Regions from separate parts of the Homo sapiens genome. Here region 1 is linked to region 2. The links are chromatin contacts, found by Hi-C or POLR2A ChIA-PET in ENCODE. All regions are on one chromosome and are shown on one strand. The core of a region is the stretch at or near the end of the contact, and the rest is flanking DNA. Distances in the headings are between cores, read along the strand shown.

Evidence for each region. A loop is a pair of places that touch in the nucleus more often than their neighbours do. ChIA-PET counts read pairs that join two places held with the same protein, here RNA polymerase II (POLR2A). Pooled maps may share reads with other maps.
Region 1: a loop to region 2 is called in a map of chondrocyte, with 2.5 times the contacts of the local background. The contact joins the enhancer-like site here to the promoter of ERRFI1-DT in region 2. A Hi-C loop is called at or near these places in 19 of 168 maps with a recorded cell type or tissue (Calu3, HepG2, IMR-90 and 14 more) and 17 of 50 pooled maps. POLR2A ChIA-PET finds 5 or more read pairs at or near these places in 9 of 52 experiments (AG04450, GM12878, H1 and 5 more).

The regions. Positions count from the first base shown.
Region 1 is chr1:8,114,428-8,120,069 of GRCh38, reverse strand. The region is part of intron 2 of ERRFI1-DT (ERRFI1 divergent transcript); the gene reads right to left. Among named protein-coding and RNA genes, the nearest start is that of ERRFI1-DT, 91 kb to the right of the region's middle. RefSeq lists an enhancer at 3,976-4,476. Within about 2 kb of position 2,974, at least 23 of the 41 ENCODE cell types and tissues checked have a DNase peak (open chromatin) inside an H3K27ac peak, as active enhancers do; they include adrenal gland, ascending aorta, endothelial cell of umbilical vein and 5 more, where a contact is called at or near this core.
Region 2 is chr1:8,024,826-8,030,690 of GRCh38, reverse strand. It overlaps ERRFI1-DT (ERRFI1 divergent transcript), which reads right to left and starts at 4,198. Exons shown (of 3, transcript NR_185980.1): 1 at 3,270-4,198; 2 at 1,334-1,464. ERRFI1 (ERBB receptor feedback inhibitor 1) reads left to right here and starts at 4,382. Exons shown (of 4, transcript NM_018948.4): 1 at 4,382-4,533. RefSeq lists silencers at 4,297-4,346, 4,467-4,566.

The DNA of each region.
Region 1 (5,642 bases), core at 1,725-4,224, 91 kb before region 2:
TTGTCCGGATGTTAAGGCAGCCCTTGCTGACTCCTGGGGAGGGGACTTAGGACAACTGATGTCCTTTTGGAGGCTCTGCCTTTGGGCAGATGAGAGGAGTTCAGGGAAACCATGTCTCTGCATTTACTGTTTTCCAGTGCTTTCTGCTCAAAATCACCAACATTCCAAAGTGGCATATTTGGGGGCAGTCTGTCCTGAACCCCTACTCGACAGTAAAAAACATTTTTTAAAAATTAAAAATGGGCCAGGCGCGGTGGCTGACACCTGTAATCCCAGCACTTTGGGAGGCTGAAGTGGACAGATCACTTGAGGTTAGGAGTTCAAGACCAGCCTGGCCAACATGGTGAAACCCCATCTCTACTAAAAATACAAAAATTGCCTGGGTCTGGTGGTGCTTGCCTGTAGTCCCAGCTACCCGAGAGGCTGAGGCAGGAGAATTGCTTGAACCTGGGAGGCAGAGGTTGCAGTGAACTGAGATCGTGCCACTGCACTCCAGCCTGGGCAACCGAGTGAGACTCCATCTCAAAAATAAACAAATAAAAATTAAAAATGGATAATTCGGTCATAAATAAGATTGTCATAGTGAAATAAATTTAATGGTTTTCAATACTTACTAAATATTTCTATATTCAAAGCCCAGTCCCTGAACTTTGCAGAGGCACTTGGGTTCAAGTCCCACCTCTGCCACTTACTAGCCGTGTAACTCGGGAGAAACCGTTTAACCTTTCCTTTCTGTGCCTCAGTCTCCACATCTACAAAAAGAGGGAGATAACAGTAGGGACTCACAGGTTTCTGTGAGGATGAAAAGAGCCAATGCAAATATAAAGTAGTGCCTGGCACATAGTAAACACTCAATAAATGCCAACACTTGTCACAATAATATCGTTACAACATTTTTTTAAAAAGGGTTTTATACTTGGAAAAGAATGTAAACTTTTTAAAAGCTGCAATGAATAAATCTGCAGCCAGACCAAAGATGTGCACTTTGTATTTAATTTTTTTTAGATTTTTCCCATCATTGGCTAGATGTACACATTCAAATTTCTTTTCTTTCTTTTTTTTTTTTTTGAGACAGAGGCTCGCTCTGTTGCCCAAGCTGGAGTGCAGTGACGCAATCTTGGCTCACCACAACCTCCAGCACCTGGGTTCAAGCGATTCTCCTGCCTCAGCCTCCTGAGTAGCTGGGATTACAGGCATGTGCCACCATGCCCGGCTAATTTTTATATTTTTTAGTGGAGATGGGGTTTCCCCAGGTTGGCAAGGCTGGTCTTGAACTCCTGACTTCAGGTGAGCCACCCGCCTCGGCCTCCCAAAGTGCTGAGATTACAGCTGTGAGCCACCGCACCCGGCCTCAAATTTCAAATAATTCTTATCAACATGAAAGTTTGACCTTCTTTTTTAGACCATAAAGGAGCATTTCACTGATGTGCATATTTATCTTTAAGACCCTTTTCATTGTAAGTGATGCCAACTGAATTCAAACCAGCTTAGGCGAGAAGAGCTCCGTGCAGGCCCAGGTGAGCACACTGCAGGAAAGGCAGACATAGTGTTCACATGAGGAGGGTGCGGGCCCAGAAGCTTCGCTCCACCACGACTCTGTGTGTCCTGAGTGTCCCCTCACTGTCACACACTGGGACAACACAATGGTCTCAGCTGGACTGCTGGGGTTTGAGGCTTCTTAGAGGCTTTCCTCCGCAGGAGCCCTGTCTATCAACAGCCGCCAGGCCCACGCCCTAAAAATTCCAAGAGTGTGGAGGAACGTGGATTTTCTCTCCGAGGTCCTGCTTAAAAAATCTCAAGGAAGAACTCATTGGTGAACTTTGGGTCCCACAGACCCTACACCAGGTCCTAGAACTGGTCCCTTCAGGAGAACAGAGCGGCAGAGGGGGGAGATTTATCAGAGTAATGGCAGAGAGAGAGGCTGACAAAAAGCATGAGACCCTCAGAGGCAACCAGGCCCTCATAAATGCTCCATGAGTCAGGTGTCTAGGAATGCAAAAGATGCAGCCAGGCGGGTGGCTCATGCCTGTAATCCCAGCACTTTGGGAGGCTGAGGCAGGTGGATCACAAGGTCAGGAGATCAAGACCATCCTGGCCAACATGGTGCAAACCTGTCTCTACTAAAAATTCAAAAAATTAGCCGGGCATGGTGGCGGGTGCCTGTAGTCCCAGCTACTCAGGAGGCTGAGGTTGGAGAATCGCTTGAACCCGGCAGGTGGAGGTTGCAGTGAGCCGAGATCGCGCCACTGCACTCCAGCCTGGGTGACAGAGCAAGACTCCGTCTCAGAAAAAAAAAAAAAAAAAAAAAAAAGATGCTGCAGGCTGGACATCACGGCCACGGTCGGTAACGTACATAAGGCTTGCCTTGAGACAGAGCTTGTTGTGAAAACCCATCTGTTCATTGATCTCAGAGGGGGATCCTGGGATGTAAAGGTTTCTTCATCCAGCAGCCAGGAGTGCTTCTGCTGGCTGCCCCTGCTGCATCAGGCAACAGTCTCGTCCCCCCCGGGAATGAGTTTAAAGAGGCAGGGCCATGCCGGGAAGGAAGCAGCTAACCCGGTCCTCGGGGAATGATTTCATTCTGGGGATTGATGAAAACAAACAAGTGTCTCTTTCAAACTGCTGTGCTGCGGTGGACTTTACAAAATTTCCACCATCTAAATCAGTTACAAAGTTGGGTGAACTATATATTTATTTATTTATTTATTTATTTATTTATTTTGCGTGTGTGTCACTCCGTGGAGTGACTTCCTCACACTTGCAAGTTCATTTCTAGTCCATCAGCTCTGTCTAGAAGTTCTAAAAAAGATCTTTTTAATAAATTCTGCTAAACATTGCAGAGGAATGGTTTGTTTTCGTTTGTCGTGAACTGTACAGGCCCACCTCCAGGCCTCTGGGGAACCATATGAGGCATTTTCCAAAGTTATTTCCAGAATAAACAAGGCTTGAGAGGCCAGCCTCGCTCAACCACGGCCCACAGCTTCACTTCTCTGCTCCAGGCGGGAGGAGAAACCCCTGACCTTCTGTAAATATTTCAACACAAGCAGTTCTCTGCGGGATTAGAATTTGTGTTTTTGAGTCAACTCTAAAACAGACCCAGAAAAGGCACCTTTCTGATTGTTCTATTGATATTGAAAAGTTTCAACTTTATGGTTTTTATGGCTGTTCAAGGAATTTCACATTCCAAGACCCTGGGGCAGAAAGGGCACAAAAGGAGAGTCTAAATGATTAGATGGTAGGGCCTGTTTTTACTCAGCCATGAACAAGGAAGGTCCCAGAAAAACTCTACGTGATTGAGAAATACTTTTGGCCACCAGCGCAACCTGCTAATTGGGAACACCCAATGCCCTTAATATGAAGCCTAAAAAATGAGATGGTGTCATCATCCAGGTTGTGGGGCGTGGAGGGGCCTTGGTGAGCTCAAAAGAGCACATCTGCCCGAAAAGACAGCCCTGCCCAGCGCCAGACACCTGGTGCCAATGCACACTGTCACGACACCATCTGACTTTTTAAAAGAGAAACAAGGAATCTCTAAGTTTTTGTTTTTTGAGACAGAATCTTGACTCTGGCACCCAGGCTGGAGTGCAGTGGCGCGATCTTGGCTCACTGCAACCTCTGCCTCCCACAGGTGATTCTCGTGCCTCACCTCCTGAGACTACAGATGTGCGCCACCACGCCTGGCGAATTTTTTGTATTTTTAGTAGAGACGGGGTTTCGCCATGTTGGCCAGGCTGGTCTTGAAATCCTGGCCTCAAGTGATCCGCCTGCCTCAGCCTCCCAAAGTGTGGGATTATAGGCATGAGCCACTTCACCCGCCCTCTAAGTTTTTAATATCGTAAACTAAAATTTAAGAGGTTAAGCGCCAACAACTCTGACCCCTCAAAGTTCTGGTCTTCCCATAATGACTTCTTGAATTTTTTTTCTGAAATCTCAAACATTCTTCTGATCCTGCCTTGGTGTGACACACGTGTCATCTGTATCGTCCCACATGTGGCCGGCCATGGCATGCACAGAGGCACCAGTGGGGAACCGACTCTCCAAAGAGACTCAGGCCTTGGGACTCACAGGCAGGCGCGTCTGGCATCCAGTGTTACATTCTGTGGTGTCATTGCCTTCTGTGATTCCAAAGCGTGCAGCGGTGTCCTGCTGAAAGTTACTGCCTGGTCAGAGCTCACCCCGAGAGGGATGGGAGGGAAAGGTCTGGGAAGCAGCAGAGGTAGCCTGCAGGAATCCAGGAGGTGAAGTCTGGAATCAGAGCACAAGGGCTGGCTCACATGGATTTGCAGACAAGGAAGTGGCCCTGGGGAGAACAGCCTAGAAGTGAATAGAGCTTCCTGCAGCCAGGCAGGTAGGCGCGAGGATGACTGCAATCCCATCATCAAGGAAAGTGTGACATCACAGCCAGCAAGCTCTGAACACTGGGGCTACTGAAAAAAATTAAGACACATAGACTGTGTCAGGCCCAGAGGCCAACTGAGCCAGCCTATTCACTGTCAGGCCGGGAGGCCGGCTGAGCCGGCTCTATTCACTATCAGGTCCCATTCACTGTCTCTGTTTCCCATATTCCTTGCTACTCCCAACCTTGTTTCCCCTGGTGGTGTCCACACTCAAGCTCTGCAATGATTTACCCATGCTGATGAGTGAAGAAATGCAACCCAAAGCCTCTTCGGTGCCCAATAATGGCCTAAGATGTTCACATCATATACTAGTTCTGTGCTGTTTGAATTTTTTTTTTTTTTTGAGGCAGGGTCTCACTCTGTTGCCCAGGCTGGAGTGCAGCGGCGTGTGCATAGCTCATTGCAGCCTCAAACTCCTAGGCTCAAGCTATCTTTGCGCCTTCGCCTCTTGAGTAGCTGAAATTACAAGGGCTCACCACCATGCCCAGCTAATGTTTAAATTTTTTATAGAGATGGGGTCTTGCTGTGCTGCCCTGGGCTCACACAATCTACCTGCCTTGGTCTCCCAAGGTGCTGGGACTACAGGTGTGAGCCACTGCACCCAGCCTTGATTTTTTAATTAACTAGTAGACTTTATTATTTTTTTAATAGTTTTAGGTGTACAGGAAAAGCAGAGCCAAAAGTACAGAATTCCCATATGCCCCAACTCAGTTCCCCTGTTATTAACACTTTGCATGAGTGTGGCATGTTCGTTACAATTGCTGAGCCAATCAGCACTATTAAGTAAAGTCCACAGTTCACATTAGTTTCATTCTTGGTGTTATATGTTCTATGAATTTGGACAAATGCATATTGACATAAATCCACTGATTATAGTATCATACAGAGTGTCTTCACTGCCCTAAAAATACTCTGTGGTCTATATGTGCTCTTTTTTTTTTTTTTTTTTGGAGACAAGAGTCTCGCTGTGTTGCCCAGGCTGGAGTGCAGTAGCATGATCTCATCTGGGCTCACTGCAACCTCCAACTCCTAGGTTCAAGCGATTCTCCTGCCTCAGCCTCCTGAGTAGCTGGGATCACAGGCATGTGCCACCATGCCTGGCCAATGCCTGTATTTTTAGAAGAGACAGCGTTTTGCCATATTGGCCAGGCTGGTCTCAAACCCCTGACCTCAGGTGATCCACCCATCTCGGCCTCCCAAAGTGCTAGGATCACAGGCGTGAGCCACCGTGCCCGGCTACATGCG
Region 2 (5,865 bases), core at 2,949-5,448:
TGGGAAATTAAAACCAACCTGCTCAGACTTCCACAGGCGAAGTATCCTTTTTGGGGAAAAACTAGGAAGGGAGAGCAGTACCCCTAATTAACTAATGGAAAAATGGGCTGGGCATGGTGGCTCACGCCTATAATTTCAGTACTTTGGGAAGCCAAGACAGGGAGATCACTTGAGGCCGGGAGTTCAAGACCAGTCTGACCAACACAGAGAAACCCCGTCTCTACTAAAAGCACAAAATTAGCCGACGTGGTGGTGCATGCCTATAATCCCAGCTACTCGGGAGGCTGAGGCAGGAGAATCGCTTGAATCTAGGAGGCGGAGGTTGCGGTGAGCCCAAATCACGCCATTGCACTCCAGCCTGGGCAACAAGAGCAAAACTCTGTCTCAAAAAACAAATAAAAAACAAAACAAAACAAAAAAGACAAAAAAACAGAAAAAGGAAAAATGAAATGTTGCCAAGAAATATATTTTCTGTGCTACTTTTCAAATGGCCACTAAGGTTGAAAAGTGAAAAGTCCATGGAAATCTCTTTGGGGTTGTGGTACTCCTCATGGGTGAATCTAGGCTCTTATCAGCATGTGTGTTTTAGAATCATCCAGAGTTCACCAGGCGCGGTGGCTCAAGCCTGTAATCCCAGCACTTTGGGAGGCCGAGGCGGGCGGATCATGAGGTCAAGAGATCAAGACCATCCTGGCCAACATGGTGAAACCCCGTCTCTACTAAAAATACAAAAATTAGCCGGGCGTGGTGGCACCCACCTGTAGTCCCAGCTACTAGGGAGGCTGAGGCAGGACAATCGCTTGAACCCGGGAGGCGGAGGTTGCAGTGAGCTGAGATGGCGCCACTGCACTCCAACCTGGGGACAGAGTGAGACTCCGTCTCAAAAAAATGAAAAGAATCACCTAGAGTTTATTTTATATGTTGAGTGTGTGTGTGTGTGTGTGTGTGTGTACATGCATGCGTTTTGGAAACATCCATGAACAGAAATATGAATGTTCCCAAAATGCAATGTAGCACACTAAGCAAACACCCTCTAGGAAATGTAATTCCTCTCTTGGTTGTATTTTTTTATTGCACACTTATCTATAAAATAGTTTAAGTGCATAATATACATTTATATTATGTATAGACAGAAACAAAGGCTCTAGGACCAAGAGGGACATACAAAATGTGTTTAACTTTAAAATATTTATTATAAACAAAGTAGAAACACAAAAACTTCTATAATCAAGAAGAATAAACACCAAAATGTATATGTTCTTCTACAGGATTAAAATAATATCAAAATACAAATATAAATTTAATAAGGACCTGTCCAGCATGTTATACTTACACACGACTTGTGGCATTTCTTTGAGATGAGAGAAAGAAGCAATGTTTTCAGGAAAACAGTGTCTGTGATTCTAAGGTTTCTGAGCCAGAACCTCACCCTTGTTCTCACTCCAAAGACAGCTTCTTCTTACACTGAAAGAAGGGCAAGTGAAAAGTGACAATTTGGGTCAATGTGATGCAAGTCTAACGTTTTAGATGTTGAGTTCTATTAAAAAAATCAACTAATATAAATTCCTTGGAAAATGGCCTCAAAATTAAGCAGACTGTGAGAGATATAAAAAACACTGTCTTACTTTAAATGTCATGCTTTTCTGGAGATAATTTAAAACAAATTGGGTTCAGGAAAAAGAGACTATTTCCCCGAATCTCTGGTGTAGTGTTCTAATCTATTAAAGGTCAATGAATAATCACTTAATAAACACAACATGCTAGTATTACTTCAAGATGCTTAGCGTTTTGCTTTTAAACTCTTCCCAAGATGTCCTACAATATTATTGACATATCAATGTTATTATAACACATCATTAACAGACTATTAGATAAAAAATTTGTGGGGTGTAAGTCTTCTCATGTAATTCTTCCACAGCTGAGAAAGCCATATTATATAACTGCAAGCTAAACACAGCAAACTAGTGGCTAAACAGGTTTTCCCCAAAAAATGAATAAATCAAGTTTATTTTGCAAGTTGTTTAAAATAGAAAAATCAGATTAATCACATATTACTCATGGGATTTTATGATTTTTGATAATTTACCAAAACATTAGCACATCATACAGCTCACAACTGTAGAGTGAGTATCCTGTTGATCTTCTTTCTCTAAAGAAGGGGTGTGTTTGATGGTTGCTCTGGTGATTATCACTGTTTTATGAATAGGGGAATGTAAAAGCACGCCAATAAGGCCGAAGCACAAATTACAACTGTATTGTAGTGACTTGAAATAGTATAGCCAGGGCTCCTTTCAGATGAAACTTGAGCTCCTTTAGGTGCCCATTCAGTAAATCCTGTCCCGTGAGGTTTGAAAAGATGTACCCTGGCAAGTTCTCACACTCATCTTTTTTTTACACTGATAACAGCATATGGGTAAGCCACAAACATAAATGACGCCAAAATGGGAGGAAAATCGGGACAGATTTTCTTTGGATCAAAAAACCTAGTTAGTTGGTAAGGAACTCTGCAATTAGTTGTGACTCATTTCCATCATCCTAAAATAATACTAAATGAATGGCTGTAAGAAGATAGGTTAACTGAATTGTTGACAAATGGCATAGGCATGAAAATGACCCAACAGCCCCTTGTAAGCCAGAAGAGCCATCAGAAAGGAAGCCAGATTTCTCTCTGCAAAACGTTCGTTTGTTTTGCAAGTGAGAGAGGGCAAAGATACTTCAGATTCTTTTTCTTTTTTTTTTCCTTTTCGTGCTTAAGGCCTTGAATTCAAAATTAGGCCTTTGAATTAAATTAAAAAGAATGTAAGTAAATAATAGTGGGGGAAAGGCAAATCATTTCATGGGGTGTAGAGTTAATAGTTAACCTGATAATAAGGCCAGAATCTCATTCCATATGTTAAACTACCCCAATTAGCTAGTGATCAGTGTCTAACTATCAGGCATTATTGCTGAAGTGCAAGCAGGGGCTCCAGGAGGCTAGAGGTCAGCGACAGGTCTCTGGGCTCTCCCAACAGAGGACCAGCCAGGGAATTTGTTCTAGTTAAAACTAGAGGGTTTCCGTCTGTTTGCTTTTTTTCTGACTTTAGTCACTCTTGGTTTGTTATCATTTGTATTATTTATTTTACGGTTAAACTATAAGCCTAAGTTGCATCACTGGCGCCCCGAGAAACCTCCTCCCACAGGCCCGCTGGGGCTTTGTCCTTGGGCATCCGTGGCCTCTCCAAAGCCAAAAGACGTCGGGGCCAGCTCAGGTCGCCTGAGTAAACACAAACCTGGGAAGCCGAGGGCCCCCTAAGTCAGTAGTGAGGGAGCTCCTCCTGGAAACCCACAGCGACCCTGAAGGGCTCAACCTCGAGCAGGACCTTTCCTCCATATTCCAACGCAGTCAGAGGAGCCCTGGGTTCCCCCCGCGTAGCCTCACCGCCCCACGCCGGCCCACTCTGTCCCCTCATCCTCCCTTGCTGTCCTACTCTGTCCCTCGCCATCCCTCACAGTCCCACACTGTCCCTCACCGCCCCTCACAGTACCTCACCGTCCACTGTCCCACACTGTCCCTTGACATCCTTCATTGTCCCTCACCGCCCCTCACAGTGCCTCACTGTCCACTGTCCCATACTGTCCCACACTGTCCCTTGCCATCCTTCACTGTCCGAGTCCCTCACAGTCCCAAAGTCCCTCACTGTCCCACAGTCCCTCACCGTCCCACACTGTCCCTCACTGTCCTACACAGTCCCTCACTGTCCCTCATCGTCCCGCACTGTCCCTCACCGTCCCACACCGTCTCTCATCGTCCCGCACTGTCCCACACAGTCGCTCACCGGTCCACACGGTCCCTCATCATCCCACACTATCCTTCACTGCCCCACACAGTCCCTAAGTGTCCCTCACTGTCCCTCCCACGCCGCAAGCCCAGTCGAGAGCGGCTCCCCTCTCCCCCTCCAGGGCTTCTTCGGCCCACACGGCCAGCGGCGGCCCGCGGAGAGGAAAAAACACACAATCTTGCCCGGAGCCTGAATTTATGGGAAATCCCGCGCGAAGCGCGATGTGCCCTCAGTTCGGGCAGGAACAGCGGCCGAGGCCCGGGTCGCCGCGGGCTTCTGAGGAAAGCTCGGCGTTGAGAGGCTCCCAGGGCTGCCGCACGGCTCAGGCAGAGGAGCGGAGCTGCGGCCGCGGTCAGCCCGGAGACGCCTCTCCGGGAGACAAAGCCGGCTCCCTGCAGCGCCGCGATACGCCACGGTGGGCCCGGCGCAACGCCTCGGCCACGGCATCGCCCCTTTAAGCGGCGCGCGCCCTGATTGGCTGCGGGAGGAGGCGGGGCGGGACGCGGCGACCTCACGGCCCGGCGGCCTATGCTATATATAGAGGCGGCGGCGGCAGCCGCGGCGACGGCGGTCCGGTGCGAGGCAGAGTGCTAGCGGGAGCGCGAGCCAGCAAGAGGCGCCTGCGCGATGTCCGGGCCCCTGAGCCCGCGGCGCTGAGCCAGCCGGGACGGACATGCGCGGGAGGGCGCCGCGGGGCAGCCGCCGCTCCTCCGGGGTAAGGGGCCTGGCGCGCTGAGGGGGTGGGGAGGGCCACGCAGCGCTCCGTTCCCTCAGGGGGCCCCGCGCCGGGCGCCGGGATCCAGGCGGCTCCCCGACGCGAGGGCGGGGGCGTGGAGGGCGCGGGGAGGGTCGCCGCGACGCGGAGTCTCTGGGATGGAGGGAGAGGCCGGCCGGTCGCTCGCGGGCTTCTCCCCATTGAGGTGTGGAGAGCGGGACCCTCCCCGGCGGCGCAGCCCGGGCCTGGGGACGCCGCGAAGTGCCGGCGCCCGCCGCCTTCTCCACGCCGGCTGTGGTCGTCGCGCGGCCCCTCGGCTGGCCGGGGCCATGCACCCGAGCGCCCGGGATACGTCCCCGCAGCACCGGGACCGCAGGAGCGGACGGGGGTTCGGGAGCGGCGAGCATGAAGGTCCTCGTCCCGCAGCCTGCGCTCGCGGGGTTGCCCGGCGGGGATGAGCGTCTTCGGGCCTGGGGGCTTGTTTGATTTTTTTTTTATTTGTAAAAAGGGGGTTGCGTTGTCTTGTTCACACCGTGTACCCGTAAATCCTGTCTTGAAAGCTGGGGTGGGAGGCTCGGCGATTGCTTGCGGTGGTTGGTACCGGTTCTCTGGCGGTCAGCCCCGCTCCCTCTGCCTAATCTCACAGCGACGATGGTAATGCCGAAATCAGTATTTAAAAATTCGTCTAAGCTGTTCTGAACTCTTCCTTCTCTCCTAGAAACGTGATTCTTTGCTCTGAGTGTCTTAAGTACGGCTTTGAATGGAATCGGACTGCAAAATTATGTGTTCAAGACGTGAATGCTTATTGGGAATTTTGTGTGTGTATTTATATGTATATCATAGCCCTGTACAAATTAGATGACTCTTTAACCGTGAATGGTGCTGTATTAGTGCTTGCTAAGTCTTTATTAGGATTTCATCATTGCTTGAAAGAAACCAGTCTCTTACCTGATAAAAATATGAATAGATGGTTAGTCATAAACTTAAGTCAGAATGGAGACTGTAGCTTTAAAAGAGATGTGTCGGTGACTTGAGGTACACCTGCAACACAGGTAGGGCAAGACTGGTTTCTAGGCAACTGTCAGGGGTGAAGAAAGGTGAGGTTAAAATGCCCTTTTTTTCCCTTCCAGAACAAATGTTCAACCTTTTATAAATGTGTAAGAATGCAGTGGGTACACACATTTGTTGAGACTGAACATCCCAAGTTCACCGTACCTATTTTTTTAACTGCATTTCTTTTCTTATATTTCTGTAATTACAATATACAGTTTTAAGTGAAATTTTATTTGAACAGAGACCAAAGACAGGCTAGGTATCAGCAAATGATCAAAT